2 separate regions of the Homo sapiens genome follow, and region 2 is linked to region 1. Evidence: chromatin loops called from intact Hi-C (ENCODE). Cell type or tissue: IMR-90. All regions are shown on one strand.

Evidence for each region. Peaks named below come from ENCODE experiments on the same cell type or tissue, not always from the same donor. Only the 100,000 strongest peaks of a DNase experiment are listed, where the experiment ranks them.
Region 2: a loop joins it to region 1, with 1.8 times the contacts of the local background. A loop is called at or near these places in 12 of 110 quality-filtered maps.

The regions. Positions count from the first base shown.
Region 1 is chr3:195,348,590-195,356,589 of GRCh38, forward strand. The region is part of intron 4 of ACAP2 (ArfGAP with coiled-coil, ankyrin repeat and PH domains 2); the gene reads right to left. It also overlaps the pseudogene RPL31P22. Among named protein-coding and RNA genes, the nearest start is that of XXYLT1, 81 kb to the left of the region's middle. In IMR-90, no CTCF peak of the experiment used is centred here; a DNase peak (open chromatin) is centred at 4,642; H3K27ac peaks cover 561 bases.
Region 2 is chr3:195,431,000-195,438,999 of GRCh38, forward strand. All of the region lies in intron 1 of ACAP2 (ArfGAP with coiled-coil, ankyrin repeat and PH domains 2), which reads right to left. Among named protein-coding and RNA genes, the nearest start is that of ACAP2, 8.0 kb to the right of the region's middle. RefSeq lists an enhancer at 2,784-3,284. In IMR-90, no CTCF peak of the experiment used is centred here; no DNase peak of the experiment used is centred here.

The sequences.
Region 1 (8,000 bases):
AGTAATGACATAAGAATACATAGGAAGGAAAATACATCATGACCGACTGGGATATATTCCAGGAATGAAAGATGGATTTAACATTCAAAAAAATCAACATAATTCACCATGTTAACAGACTTAAAAAACAAACTGTATGACAGACACAAAAAAGCACTGCAACAAAAATCTTCCCTTCCTGATTTTTAAAAACTCTCAGGAATATAGACATATAAGGTACCTTCCTTGGCGTAATAAAGGGGACATATGAAAAATCTGTATCTAACATCCTGGCTAGTGGCAAAAGGCTACTTTCACCCTCAGATCAGGACCAAGGCCAGGAATGCCTACTCATCACTTCTATTCAACATTACACTAGAAATTCTAGCAATGCAATCATACAAGAAATAAAAAGCATACAGATTAGAAAGGAAGAATATAAAATTGTCTTTATCCACAGATGATGTGATCAGCTCTATAGATAACACTATGGAACCTGCAAAAAAAAAACTGCTAAAATTAATAAGTGAGTTTAAGAAGGCTGTAGAAACAAAGTCAAAATACAAAAATCAGTTGTATTTCTAAGACCAGCAATGAACAAATAGAAACTGAACATTAAAAAAAAAATACTGGCCAGGCGCTGTGGCTCACGCCTGTAATCCCAGCACTTTGGGAGGCCAAAGCGGGCAGATCACCTGAGGTCGGGAGTTTGAGACCAGCCTGACCAACAGGGAGAAACCCCGTCTCTACTAAAAATACAAAATCAGCCGGGCGTGGTGGCACATCCCTGTAATCCCAGCTACTTGGGAGGCTGAGGCAGGAGAATCGCTTGAACCCGGGAGGCAGAGCTTGCAGTGAACCGAGATCACGCCATTGCCCCTCCAGCCTGAGCAACAGGAGCGAAACTCCATCTGAAAACAAACAAACAAAAAAAGCCATTTATAATAACAAATAGGAAATGCTTAAGGATGAATTTGACAAAAAATATGCAAGACTTGCACAGTGATGACTACAAAACATGCTCAGAGAAATTAAAAAAAAAAACAAATGGAGACAATCTTTCATGCTCTTCTTTTCTAATTTGGGTCCAGCAGAACGGCTCCACAAAGATGGGCGGCAAGAAGAAACATCCTGCCATCGATAAGGTGACCCGAGGGTACACCAGCAACATTCAGAAGCACATCCATGGAGTGGGCTTCAAGAAGCATGGCCCTCAGGCACTCAAAGAGATCCAGAAATTTGCCATGAAGGAGATGGGAATTCTAGATGTGCGCATTGACACCAGGCAAAACAAAGCTGTCTGGAACAAAGGAACAAGCAATATCTCATAGGATCCCATATGTGGTTTTCCAGAAAACATGATGAGGCTGAACATTCACCAAACAAGCTCTATACATTGATTACCTATGTGTCTGTCACCACTTTCAAAAATCTGTCGAAAGTCAGTGTGGACAAGAACTAACCACTGATTGTCAAATAAAGTGAGCAAATCATACACACACAAATAGACAGAATCATGGCCCTCTACTTTGAGTAACACATATACTATTCAGATTAGAAGACTTATTATTAGCAAAATGTTGATTCACCTCAAATTGATCTATACATTCAACGCAATTCCACTCCAAATCTCAGTAGAAACTGAAAAGTTGATTCTAAAAGTTATATGAAAACATAAAGGACCTAGAATAGCCAAAATAACTTTGAAAAAGAGGAAAAGAGTTAGAATACTCATACTACCTGATTTCAAGACTTACTATGAAAGCTACAGTAATCAATGAAGTATGGTACTGTATAAAGACAGGTAAAGTCTGGGTACAGTGGCTCACGTCTGTAATCCCAACAGTTTGAGAGGATCACTTGAGCCCAGGAGTTGGAGACCAGCCTTGGCAACAAAGTGAGACCCCCCAATCTCGACAAAAATTCAAAAAATTAGCCAGGGGTGTAGCATGTGCCTGTGGTCCCAGCTACTCAGGAGGCTAAGGCAGGAGGATTACTTGAGCCCAGGAGGTGGAGGCTGCAGTGAGTCATTTTCATTTCACTGCACTCTAGCCCAGAAAACAAAGCAAGACTGTCTCAGGAAAAAAAAAAAAAGAAAAAAGACAAGCAAAAAGATCAATAAAGCAGAAATTACCCACGCATATGGTCAGCTTTTATTCATTTATTTTTTTTACAAAAGGTGCCAATAAAGATGGGAAAATGTACAGAGCAAGCTGGAGAGCCACATGCAAAGAATTTAATAATAATAGAGAGGAAAAAGAACTTCAACCGTTACCACAGAACATTTATAAAATTTAACTTGAAATAGATCATAGACCTAAACTTCCACAAGAAAACATTGAAAAAAATCTTACTGAATAGGGTTAAGCAAACATTTCCTAACAGAACACAAAAGAAAACTACAAAAGAACAAAATCAATAAACTGACTTCATAAAAAAAAAGTTTGATCTTTAAAAAACACTGCTACAAAAATGAAAAAGGCAAGCCAAAGCATGGAAGAAAATATCTGCAAAACATATAACAACTCAGTAAATATGAAGATAAATCCTTTTTTTTTTTTGGGCGGGGGACAGGGTCTTGCTCTGTCGCCCAGGCTGGAGTGCAGTGGTGTGATCTCGGCTCACTGCAACCTCCGCCTCCCAGGTTCAAGTGATTCTCCTGCCTCAGCCTCCCAAGCAGCTGGGATTACAGGGGCATGCCACCACGCCAGTTAATTTTTGTACTTTTAGTAGAGACAGAGTTTCGCCATGTTGCCCAGGATGGTCATGAACTCCTGACCTCAAGTGATCCGCCCGCCTCAGCCTTCCAAAGGGCTGGGATTACAGGCGTGAGTCACCACGCCAGGCCAATAAATCCATATTTTTTCTTTTTCGTGTGTGTGTGTGTGTGTGTGTGTGTGTGTGTGTGTGTGTGTGTGACGGAGTCTTGCTCTGTCACCCTGGAGTGCAGTGGCGTGATGTCAGCTCACTGCAAGCTCCACCTCCCGGGATCACGCCATTCTCCTGCTTCAGCCTCCCCAGCAGTTGGGACCACAGGCGCCCCCCACCACCACGCCCAGCTAATTTTTTGTATTTTTAGTAGACAAAGGGTTTCACTGTGTTAGGCAGGATGGTCTGGATCTCCTGATCCGTGATCCGCCCGCATCGGCCTCCCAAAGTGCTGGGATTACAGGCGTGAGCCACCATGCCCGGCCTAAATCCATTTTTTTAATGAACAAAAGATGACACTTCACCAAAGAAGATCCATAGATGGCAAAGAAACAAAATGCTCAACATCATTACTTATTAATAAGGAAATGCAAATTAAAACCATAAACAATTTTAGAAAGTGACTATGCCAAGTGTTGCTGAGCATGTGGAACCCCTGCACTCTTGTACACTGCTGATGTAAAATAGCACAATCCACTTTGCAAAACAACATTTGTGTAGGTTTTAATTTCTTTACAGATATTAACACTTTAAAGAAATGTAAAACAGTCATGTGCCGCATAATGACATTTTGGTCAAAGACAGGCCGCACATATAACGGTGGTCCCATAAAATTATAGTACTGTATCTGTACTGTACTTTTTCTATGTTTAAATACACAAATATCTACCATTATGTTACAAATGCCTAACGTATTCATTACAGAAACATGCTGTATAGGTTTGCAGCGTAAAAGCAATAGACTACACCACGTAGCCTAGGTGTGTAGGAGGCTACACTGCCTAGGTTTGTGATAAGTACATTCTATGATACTCACACAATGAAGAAATCACCTAACAACACATTTCTCAGAATGTTTCACTGTTGTTAAATGATGCGTGACTGTATTAAAAATTAATATAAACAATAAATAAAAGAAATTAAATATTTCCTTATTTTCTCTTAGCAATGGCTTACAGTCTTCACTTTAAAAATAGTAAACATTTAAGCATAACACTATCTTACAAACTAGCCGTTTTACACCTGGCTATTCACATAAAGAAATAAAACTATATGCCTACACAGATTTTTACATGTATTTTAATAAGCATTTTTATTTGTAATAGCCAAAACCTAAAAACAACCCCAAAGTCCATTGCGGTAGCTTTAAAATATGACAACAAATTCTTTAACACTGCTTTCTTCAAAAGCAGCCCCAATTCTTTGCTCTTTGAGTGTGGGCTAGATGGAGTGACTTACTTCTAGCAAACAGTATCATGAAGAAAGTAACAATGTGTGACTGCTGAGACCAGGTTATAAAAGGCATTGAAGCTTCCAGCCAGATGCAGTGTCTCAGCACTTTGGGAGGCTGAGGCGGGCAGATCACTTGAGGTCAGGAGTTCCAGACCAGCCTGGCCAACATGGTGAAACCCCAACTCTACTAAAAATACCAAAATTAGCTGGGTGTGGTGGCGCACATCTGTAATCCTAGCTACTCAGGAGGCTGAGGCACAAGAATCGCTTCAACCTGGGAGGCGGAAGTTGCAATGAGCCAAGGTCATGCCATTCACTCCAGCCTGGATGACAGAGTGAGACTCTGTCTTTAAAAAAAAAAAAAAAAAAGGCATTGGAGCTTCCTGTTTGCCCATGCTGCTCTTGGATCACTTGTTTTAGCAGTAACCAGATTTCATGTCATAAGGACACTCAAGCATCCCTGCAAAGAGGATCCTTGGTCAGAGGACCAGAGACTGAGGCAATCTCATGAAATTCCTGAGTCAGAGTCACCCAACTAAGCCACTCCCAAATTCCTGGCCCAGAAACTGTAAGATAATACATGCATGTTGTTTCATGCCACTAAGTTTTCAAATAATCTGTTATACAGCAGTAGATAGCTAATATAACCATCCACAGGTAGATGGATTTTAAAACTTGTGATAAATCCATACAATGCAATCGTATTGAGCAATAAAAAGGGAATGAAGGACTGAAACATGCAATATAATTGGACCTCAAAATAACACTGAAGAAACTAGACTACAAAAGTCCATTTACATACAATTCTAGAAAATGCAAACAAACCAATAATGATAGCAGATTCACGACAGACTAGGAATGAGGGAAGAAGGGAGAGAAACAGAAATTACAAAGTGGCAAAGAAAAACTTTTAAAGCATGATTGTTATATTCACTAAATTATTTGTAGCGATTTCATGGAGATGTGTGGATCTCAAAAGTTATCAAATTGTATGCTGTAACTATGCAGTTTATGTCAATTATTCCTTAATAAAGTTGTTAAAAAAACATCATTATATTCCAAAGAGAAAAGCAGAACATTTTTCTCTTTTCTGCTTTTCAACTTTTTTTTAACTTTTAGGTTCAGGGGTGCATGTGCAGGATGTGGAGGTTTGTTACATAGGTAAACGGGTGTCACAGGGATTTGTTATACAGATTATTTCATCACCCAGGTATTACACCTACTATCCATTAGTTATTTTTTCTGATCCTCTCCCTCCTCCTACCCTCCCACTCCAATAAGCCACAGTATGTGTGGTTCCCCTGTATGTGTCCATGTGTTCTCATCATTTAGCTCCCCCACTTATAAATGAGAACATGTGGTATTTGGTTTTCTGTTCCTGTGTTAGTCTGCTAAGGATAATGGCCTCCAGCTCCATCCATGTTCCTGCAAAGGACATGATCTCATTCTTTTTTATGGCTGCATAGTATTCCATAGTGTATATGTACGTATGCATTTTCTTTATCCAGTCTACCACTGATGGGCATTTAGGTTGATTCCACGTCTTTGCTGTTGTGAATAGTGCTGCAATGAACATACACATACATATGTCTTTATAATAGAACTATATTCCTATGGTTATATACCCAGCAATGGTATCTCACCCAGCTGATGTGAGATGGTATATCTCATTGTGGTTTTGATTTGCACTTCTCCAATGATCAGTGATGTTGAGCTTTTTTTATATGAGTGTTAGCCACATGTATGTCTTCTTTTGAGAAATGTCTGTTCATGTCCTTTGCCTGCTTTTTAATGGGGTTGTGTTTTTCTTTATAATTTAAGTTCCTTATAAATTCTGGATATAAGAGCATTATCAGATGAATAGTTTGCAAATATTTTCTCCCGTTCTATAGGTTGTCTGTTTACTCTGCTGACAGTTTCTTTGATTGTGCAGAAACTCTTTAATTAGATCCCATTTGTCAATTTTTGCTTTTGTTGCAGTTGCTCTTAGCAACTTCATCGTGAACTCTTGGCCCATACATATATCCTGGATACTACTGCCTTTAAAATGTAACATTACCAAAATTAAATTTTCTATACACTTGAATAGAATGTCAAGTATTTCATGAAATTAGATGTCAGTAATCTAGACTATTTACTGGCTTTGTTTTGGAGACAAGAGTCTCACTCCATCACGCAGGCTGGAGTGCAATGGCATGATCTCAGCTCACTGTTACCTGTACTTCCCAGGTTCGAGCAATTCTTGCGCCTTAGCCCTCTGAGTAGCTGGGACTACAGGCATGTGCCACCATGCTCAGTTGATTTTTGTATTTTTACCAGAGACGGGGTTTCGCCATGTTGGACAGCCTGATCTCGAACTCCTGACCTCAGCCTCCCAAAGTGCTGGGATTACAGGTGTGAGCCACTGTGCCCAGCCACAATAATGTAGGCTATATACTTTTAATACTTCCATTAGTGTGAAAAGTATGTTGTCAATAAAGCAACAGTTCTGTCTCTGACTTGCCAATTCTCAAGCCACAGCTATCTAACAGCTAATTCTTTTCTTTTTCTTCTTTTTTTTTTTTTTTTTGGTAGTTATTGTTGTTCTTAAAGCCCTTCCTCATGGACAGCTAACTCTTTTCTATATTAAACTGCTACACAGAAATTCCTCAATTCATCTACTGGTATCTAAGTCTCCAGTCTATACTTTCCCAGGAGAAAATTCACACATTTTCCCATCATAAAAAGTTTAAAAGCCACCAACAGAAAAGCTAAGGTTCACTTATATTTCTGGAAATTAACAGTATTATTCCAAGCAACACATGTATTACAAATAATCAAAAATGTCAGTTGACCAATCTGCTCATTATAAAATGAACTTACAAAAGTGCATAGAATAATATATGACTCTTTAAAACCAACAGCTCACACTAAAGTTATTCCTCATACATGTATGACCACAGTTAAAGCAGCACTATCTCTGCTCTCTTCAGGAAAGGAGGAAAGCTAAGACGCACTTCAAAGATCTAGTCCAGAAAGGTTAGTAAAAGAGTAGGCTGCATAACCATAGAGAGCATTATCCCCATTTCCAGTTCTTACAAGTAAGGTGACTTTGGCTCTAAGTATACATTTTGTAGTTTCAAGTCCTTGTGATTTATTTAAATATTATTCAGGGCCAGGCAAAAGACTCCATTGCAACAAAAATTAAAAATAGAAACAAGCTGGAATGGGAGGCAGAGCAATATGGCCAAATAGAAGCCTCCACCGATTGTCCTCCCTGCAGGAACACCAAATCTGACAACCACCTACACAAAAAGCACCTTCATAAGAACCAAAAATCATGTGAGCAATCACAGTACCTTCATATTGCTGAAAGAGGCAGTGAAGAGGATAGAAAAGACAGTCTTGAATTGCTGACCCCAGCCCTCCCCCATGCGCTCGTAGCAACCACAGGGCACAGAGGAAGAATCTGCGCTGCACACGGGGAAAGAGCACAGCAACTGTGGGACTACAAGCCGGAACGCAGTGCTGCCAATCCCGGCAGAACTCAGCCAATGCCAATGAATGGAGCATTTAGACCAGCCCCAGGGACAGGACAATCACACAGCCTGGAGGTTGGAACTGGAGTTTCTGCAAGCCTCGCCACCACAGGCTAAAGTGCTCTGGGGTCCTAAATAACAGTAAAAGGCAGGCTAGGTCACAAGGACTGTAACTCCTAGGCAAGTTGTAGTGCTGGGCTGGGCTCAGAGCCAGTGGACTTGGAGGTACATGACCTAGTGAGACACCAGCCAATGCGGCTAAGGGAGCGCTTGTGTCACACATCTCCCAATCAAAGGCAGGAAGGCTCCCAGCTCCAAAAGAGATTCCGTCCTTCTCCTTGA
Region 2 (8,000 bases), 82 kb after region 1:
ATCACTCCCAAAAGAAACCCCATATCCGTTAGCAACCACTAATTGCATTTCCCTCACCCTCCAACCCCTAGAAATCACTAATCTATTTTGGCTCTACAAATTTGCCTATTCTGGACATTTCACATAAAATTATATAATATATGGCTTTTGTGTTTGGCTTATTTCATTTAGTAAAATGTTTCCAAGGTTCATCCATATTATGGCATATAACAGTATTTCATTCCATTTGACAGCTGAATACCTTAATTCCATTTGTATAGATACTTCATATCTTATTTATCCATGTACGGACACAGGTTGTTTCACTTTTTGGCAGTGAATAATGCTCCTATGAACATCCTTGTACAAAGTTTTGTGGGTATATATCTTCATTTCTCTTGGGTATACACCTAGAAGTGGAATGGCTCGCTAGAACTCATATGGTAACTCTATGTTTAACTTTTCTTTTTTTTCCCCAAGACAGAGTCTCGCTCTGTCACCCAGGCTGGAGTGCAGTGGCGTGATCTCGGCTCACTGCAAGCTCCACCTCCTGGGTTCACGCCATTCTCCTGCCTCAGCCTCCCGAGTAGCTGGGACTACAGGTACATGCGACCATGCCCGACTAATTTTTTTTTTTTTTTTGTATTTTTAGTAGAGATGGGGTTTCACTATGTTTGGCAGGATGGTCTCGATCTCCTGACCTCATGATACACTCGTCTCGGCCTCCCAAAGTGCTGGGATTACAGGCATGAGGCACCGCACCCAGCCTCTATGTTTAACTTCTTATCTTAGGAACTCCCAAACTCTTCCAATGTGGCTCACCATTTTACATTCCCACTGGCAGTGCATGAGGGTTCTAACAGCTCCACATTCTTCCCAATGCTGGTTATTATCTGTCTTTTCCAGTATAGCCATCCTAGTGGGTATGAAGTCGTATCTCACCATGATTTTATTTGTATTTATATGCATTGCTAGTTAATGATGTTGAGCATATTTTCATGTGCTTATTGACCATTTGGGTATGTTCTTTGAAGAAATACTTACTCAAATCCTTTGCCCATTCTTTAATTGGATTATTTGTCCTTCGAGTTGCAGAGCTTTACATTCTCTAGATACAAATCCCTTAACAGGTATAATTTGCAAATATTTTCTCTCATTTTGTGCATGACTTTTAATGTTCTGTGTCCTTTGAAGCATGAAAGTTTTTAATTTTAATGAAATTCAATTTATCAATCTTTTCTTGGGTTCCTTGTACTTTAAATTTCATACCTAAGAAACCATTGCCTAATTCAAGGTCACAAAGATTTAATTCTGTTTTCTCCTAAGAGCTTTATAGTTTTAGGTCTTCCATGCAGGCCTGTGATCTATTTTGAGTTAATTTTTGCCTATGACATAAGATAGGGCTCCAACTTCATACTTTCACGTGTGGATATTCAGTTGTCTTTGCACCATTTGTTCAAAAGACTATTCTTTCACGCATTGAATTGTCTGGGTACCTCTGTTAAAACTGGCTCACCATAAATGCAAGGCTTTGTTTCTGGACTCTTCAATTCTATTTCACTGATCTATATGTCTATCCTTATGCCAGTACTACACCGTCTTCATTACAATCACTTTGTAGTAACTTTTGAAATTGGAAATTGAATCCTCCAACTTCGTTCTTTTTCAAGATTGTTTTGGCTGTTCTGGGTTACTTATATTTCCACATGAATTTTAGGATCAGCTTGACAATTTCTTCAAAGAAACCGGTTGGAATTTTCATAGAGATTGCGTTTAGTTTGTAGATCAATTTGGGGAATATTGCCATCTTAACAATATTCAGCCTTCTGATCCATGAACATGGGATGTATTTCCATTTATTCAGGTCTTTAATGTCTTTCAATGGTGTTTTCAGTGTACTGTCTTCTAAGTACTTTCCTCTTTTTGACGCCACTATAGACAGATTGGTTTTCTTTGTTAGTATACAGAAATACAAATAATTTTTGTACATTGATCTTATAGACTACATCCTAGCTGAACTTACTAGTTATAACTGATTTTTGTGGATTCCTTAGCATTTTCTATATACCTTCATCCCTTGGTATCCATAGGACATTGGTTCCAGGACTCCCCCTGCCCACCCCCTGCACTACCCACTAATACCAAAATCCACGGATGCTCAAGTCTGTATATAAAATGGCACTGTATTTGCAAATAACCTTCATACATCATCTTATATACTTTAAATCATCTCTAGATTATTTCTAATACCTAATGCAATGTAAATGTTATGTGTAAATAGTTGTTATACTATTTATTTGTACTTTGTTATCGTTATTTTTTATTGTTTTTTTCCAAAATATTCTCAATCCATGATTGATTGACTCACAAAAGTGGAACCCATAGATACAAAGGCTGATTGTACAAGACTTATTATCTAAAAATATAGTTTTACTATTTCTTTTCCTATATGGATGCCTTTAATTTCTCTTTCCAGCCTAACTGCTCTGGCTCTATCCTCTGCTACAGTGTTGAACAGAAGTGGTGACAGGCTTCTTGCTCCTTATGTTAGGGGAAAGCTTTTAGTCCTTCACCACTAAATATGATGTTAGCTGAGGGTGTTTTAAAGATGGCCGTTATCAAATTAGGATCAAGTTAGGAAATTTTCTATTTTTAGTTTTTTGAATAGTTTTATCATGAGTGTTAGATTTTGTCAAATGCTTTTTCTGCATCTATTGAGATGATTGTGTTGTTTTAATACTTTACCCTATTATTATAGTATATTGCATTGATTGATTTTTGTATATTAAATCAACTTTGCATTCCTGGGATAACTATGACTTGGTCATGGTGTACAATCCTTTTTATATGGTGCTATATTCAGTTTGCTAGTACTTTCGTCAAAGATTTTTGTATCTGCATTCATAAGGAATACTGGTCTGTAGGGTTTGTTTGCTTTGTTTTTGGTGGGTTTGTTTCATTTTTGTTTTGAGACTAGGTCTCACTATGTCACACAGGCTGAGTGCAGTGGCACCATCACAGCTCACCAAAGCCTCAACTACCCAGGCTCAAGTGGTCCTCCTGCCTCAACCTCCTGAGGAGCTGGGACTATAGGCATGTACCACCACACACAACTAATTTTTAATTTTTTTATAGAGACAAGGTCTCACTATGTTGCCCAGACTGATCTCGAACTCCTGGACGCAAGCAATCCTCCCACTGTGGCCTCCCAAAGTGCTGGGATTACAGGAATGAACCGCCATGTTTGGCCTGGTTTTGTTTTTTTGTTTTTTGAGACAGGATCTTGCTCTGTCACCCAGGCTGGAGTGCAGTGGCGCAAATACAGCTCACTGTAGCCTCAACATTCTGGGCTCAAGCAATCCTCCCATCTCAGCCTCTCAAGTAGTTGGAACCACAGACGCATGCTATCACACTTAGCTAATTTTTTTTGTTTGATTTGGTTTGGTAGAGACAGGGTCTCCCTGTGTTGCCCAGACTAAACCCCTGGGCTCAGGCAATCCTCCTGCCTCGGCCTCCCAAAGTGCTGGGAATATAGGCATAAGCCATTGTGCCCAGCTGGTCTGTAGGGTTTTTTTGTGATACATCACCTGGCTTTGGTAGCAGGATAACAATGGACTAATGATTAGGAATCTCGATGCTTTGAAAAGTGATGTCTCCTCTTCTATTTCTTAAAGGAGTGTGAATGAATGTCAGTAATTCATCTTTGAACACTTGATAGAATTCACCAGTGAAGTCATCTTGGCCAGTGCTTTTCTTTTTGGGAAACTTTCTGAATATCAATTAAATCTCTATTTTTTATAGGTCTGTTCAGATTTTCTGTTTCTTCTTGAGTCGGTTTCAGTAGTTTGTGTCTTTCTTGAAATATATTCTTCTAAGTTAATGTCATCAATTATCTGTAGTATTTCCTCATAATCCTTTTTATTTCTGTAAATTGGTAGTGATGTGCCCTCTTTCACTCTTGAATGAAGTAATCTGAGTCACTGCCCTTTTTTCTTGGTCACTCTAACTAAAGATGTGTCCATTTTGTTAGGCTTTTCAAAGAACCACCTTTTGGTTTCAATTATTTTTCTCAATTGTTCTCTTCTCTATTTTCTCTTATTTCTGCTCTACCTTTTTTAGTTTCTTCCCTTTCGCTGCTTTGAGATTTGCTTACTCTTCTTTTTCTAGTTTGCTGGGGTGAAGATTAGCTACTATTTTGAGATCTCTTTTTTTTTTAGACAGAGTCTCACTCTGTTGTCCAGGCTGAAGTGCAGTGGCGTACTCTTGGCTCACTGCAACCTCTGCCCCCCGGGTTCAAGTGATTCTCCTGCCTCAGCCTCCCGAGTAGCTGGGATTACAGGTGTGTGCCACCATGCCCAGCTAATTTTTGTATTTTTAGTAGAGACGGGGTTTCACCATGTTGGTCTCTCAATCTCCTGACCTCGTGATCCACCCACCTCGGCCTCCCAAAGTGCTGGGATTACAGGGATGAGCCACTGCACCCGGCCTCTTTTTTTTTTAATATTAGTGTTTGCAGGTATAAATTTCTCTCTAAGCAGTGCTTTAGCTGCATCCCATAAGTTTGGCGTGTTCTATTTTTGTTTTCATTCATCTGAAAATATTTCTTCATTTTGCTTGTGACTTCTTTGATCCACTGTTTACTTAGAAGTGTACTGCTAATTTCTACATATTTGTGAATTTTTCAGATTTCCTTGTTATTGATTTCAAATTTTATCCCCTTATGGTCAGAAAATATTTTGTATGATTTCAATACTTTAAAATTTATTGAGGCTTGTTTAATGGCCTAACATCATACTCTATGCTGGAGGATACTTCATGTAAACTCGAGAAGAATGTGAATTCTGCTGCTGCTGTATGAAGTGTTCTATAGATAACTAGTAAGTCTTCTTGGTTTATAGCACTGTTCACATCTTCTATTTCCTTATTAATCATCTGCCTGGTTGTTCCACCCATTATTGGAAGTATTTATATCTCAAACTATGATTGCTGAATTGTCTATTTCTGCCTGCAATGCTGTTTTTGTTTCGTGTATTTTGGAGCTCAGCTAAGTGAATATATATTTATAGTCATTATGTCTTTCTTATGGATTGACCCTTTTATTTTTATACACATACACACACACAGATATATACATATATATGTATATATATATATATTTTTTTTTTTTGGAGACAAAGTCCCACTGTCACCCAGGCTGGAGTGCAGTGGCACGATCTCAGCTCACTGCAACCTCCACCTCTCCCAGGCTCAAGTGATCCTCCCACCTCAGCCTCCTGAGTAGCTGGGACCACAGACATGTGCCACCATGCCCAGCCAACGGTTTTTTTGTATTGTGGGTAGAGACAGGGTTTCATCATGTTGCCCAGCCTGGTCTCGAACTCAAGAGATCAAGCGATCTGCCCACCTCAGCCTCCCAAAGTGCTGGGATTACAGGAGTGAGCCACCATGCCCAGCCCTCTTATTATACTTGCCTGTAGTAATTTTTGTCTTAAAGTCTATTTTATCTGATATTAGCACAGCCACTCCACCTCTCTTTTGGGTACTGTTTGCATGGTTTGTCTTTTACTTTCAACCTATTTATGTCCTTAAATCTAAAGTATGTCTCTTCCTAAATACCATATAGTTGAATCATCCCTGAAATTTTAATAAGGCCAAATAATAAAAAGTTTTAAATAAATAAGGCCAAAATACATAGAAAGACATATCCTCTTCTGAAATTGAAGAAAAAAGTACTGTAAAGACTAAATATGTAAAACATATAACAAGAGGAAATTTGTCCTCCCGCACATCACAAAAGGGATGTGCGATTCATTTTAAATCAATGAAGAATGAATTTTTTTTAAAGGTGTTAGAACAAGTGGTTTTCATTAGGAAGAAAATAAAATTAGATTATCTGCTACAATCAAAACTAAGACCCAGTTGCATTACATGAAACTTAAAATCACTATAAAATGACAGAAAAATATAATGGGGTAGGGAAACTTTGCTAGGCAATAAACAAAAGCCAGCTTTTAAATTTCTATATGATAAAAGACACCATAAACAACGCAAATTTAACTGACACAATATTTAATAATTTTTTTTAAAGAGACAGGGTCTTGCTCTGTCTTCCAAGGTGGAGTACAGTGGCATCACCATAGCTCACTGTAACCTCAAACTCCAGGGCATCACAATCCTCCTGCCTCAGCCTCCTGAGTAGCTGGGACTACAGGCGTGGGCCACATTTGGCTAATTTTTTTTTTTTTGTAAAGACAGGGTCTCACTCTGTTGCCTAGGTTGATTTCAAACTCCTGGCCTCAAGTGATCCTCCCTCCTCAGCCTCCTGAACTGTTGAGATTATAGCATAAGCTACTGCACCCAGCCTAACAAATGAAATTAAAGCCTTTGGCTTAACATATAGAGTAAATGAGTGAATTCTCTTCCAGGACCACCATGTGAAAGTTCACCATTAAGAAAGTCAATTACTAGCAAAAGAAGTAACTATTTTTAAAAAGTCAATTAATCTATCAAAATGTCCAGTTGCAGATTTTTCCGGATTTTTTAAAACATTTTTGAGTCTGGTCGAGGTGGCTCACACCTGCAATCCCAGCATTTTGGGAGGCCGAAGCTGGTGGATCACAAGGTCAGGAGTTCAAGACCAGCCTGGCCAACATAGTGAAACCCCGTCTCTACTAAAAATATAAAAAATTAGCCAGGTGTGGTGGCAGGCGCCTGTAATCCCAGCTACTCGGGAGGCTGAGGCAGGAGAATCACCTGAACCAGGGAGGTGGAGGTTGCAGTGAGTGGAGATTGCACCACTGCACTCCAGCCTGGGCGACAGTGTGAGACTCTGTCTCAAAAAAAAAAAAAAAAAAAAGCAAAAAAAAACCCACATTTTTAAAATGAGGATAAGTCCTACTTTACATGCTTTTTTTTTTTTTTTTTTTTCATTAAAATTAGAGACAAGGTCTCTATGTTGCCCAGGCTGGTCTCAGGCAATCCTTCCACCTCGACCTCACAAAGTGCTGGGATTACAAATGTAAGCCATTGCGCCCCACCTGCAAGAATTTTCTTTTTTTTTTTTTTGAGATGGAGTCTCACTCTGTCCCCCAGGCTGGAGTGCAGTGGCGCAATCTCAGCTCACTGCAACCTCTGCCTCCCAGGTTCAAGCAATTCTCCTGCCTCAGCCTCCCGAGTAGCTGGGATTACAGGTGCCCACCATCACGCCCACCTAATTTTTTTGTATTTTTAGTAGAGATGGTGTTTCACCATGCTGGCCAGGCTGGTTTCGAACTCCTGACCTCAACTGATCTGCCCACCTCAGCCTCCCAAAGTGCTAGGATTACAGGTTTGAGCCACCACACCCAGTCAGGATTCCTGTATTTTGGTTCATAATAAAATTACTTTATAATTCCATTCTACTGCTTCTGAGATTAAAAAAAAAAAAAATTTCCCCTCAGCCCTTACCCACTGTATTAACAGGCAGTTGCTAAAAGTTTATTATAAAGATGGAAGGCAAAGGAAGGAGACAAGATTGGCACCAATCCAGACTTAATAGCAACACATAACTGAGGTGTATTTAGTAGTCACATTTTATTCCAATGTCTTTCGCCCATTAAAACCTTTCACCTGACTGGGCATGGTGACTCATACCTGTAATCCCAGCTACTCAGGAGGCTGCGGCAGGAGAATCACCTGAGTCCAGGAGTTGGAGAACAGCCTGGATAACAAGTAAGACTCTGTCTCTCAAACATAATTCACCCACAAACACCCTTTTTAAAAAAAAAGTTATTCTAAGTTACTGAACAAGAATCGTATCTAGCCGGGCATGGTGGCTTATGCCTGTAATCCCAGCACTTTGGGAGGCTGAGGCGGGCGGATCACCTGAGGTCAGGAGTTCGAGACCAGCCTGGCTAACATGGTGAAACTCCGTTTCTACTAAAAATACAAAAAATTAGCCAGGCGTGGAGGTGCACGCCTATAATCCCAGTTACTCGGGAGGCTGAGGCAGGAGAACTGCTTGAACCCAAGAGCCGGAGGGT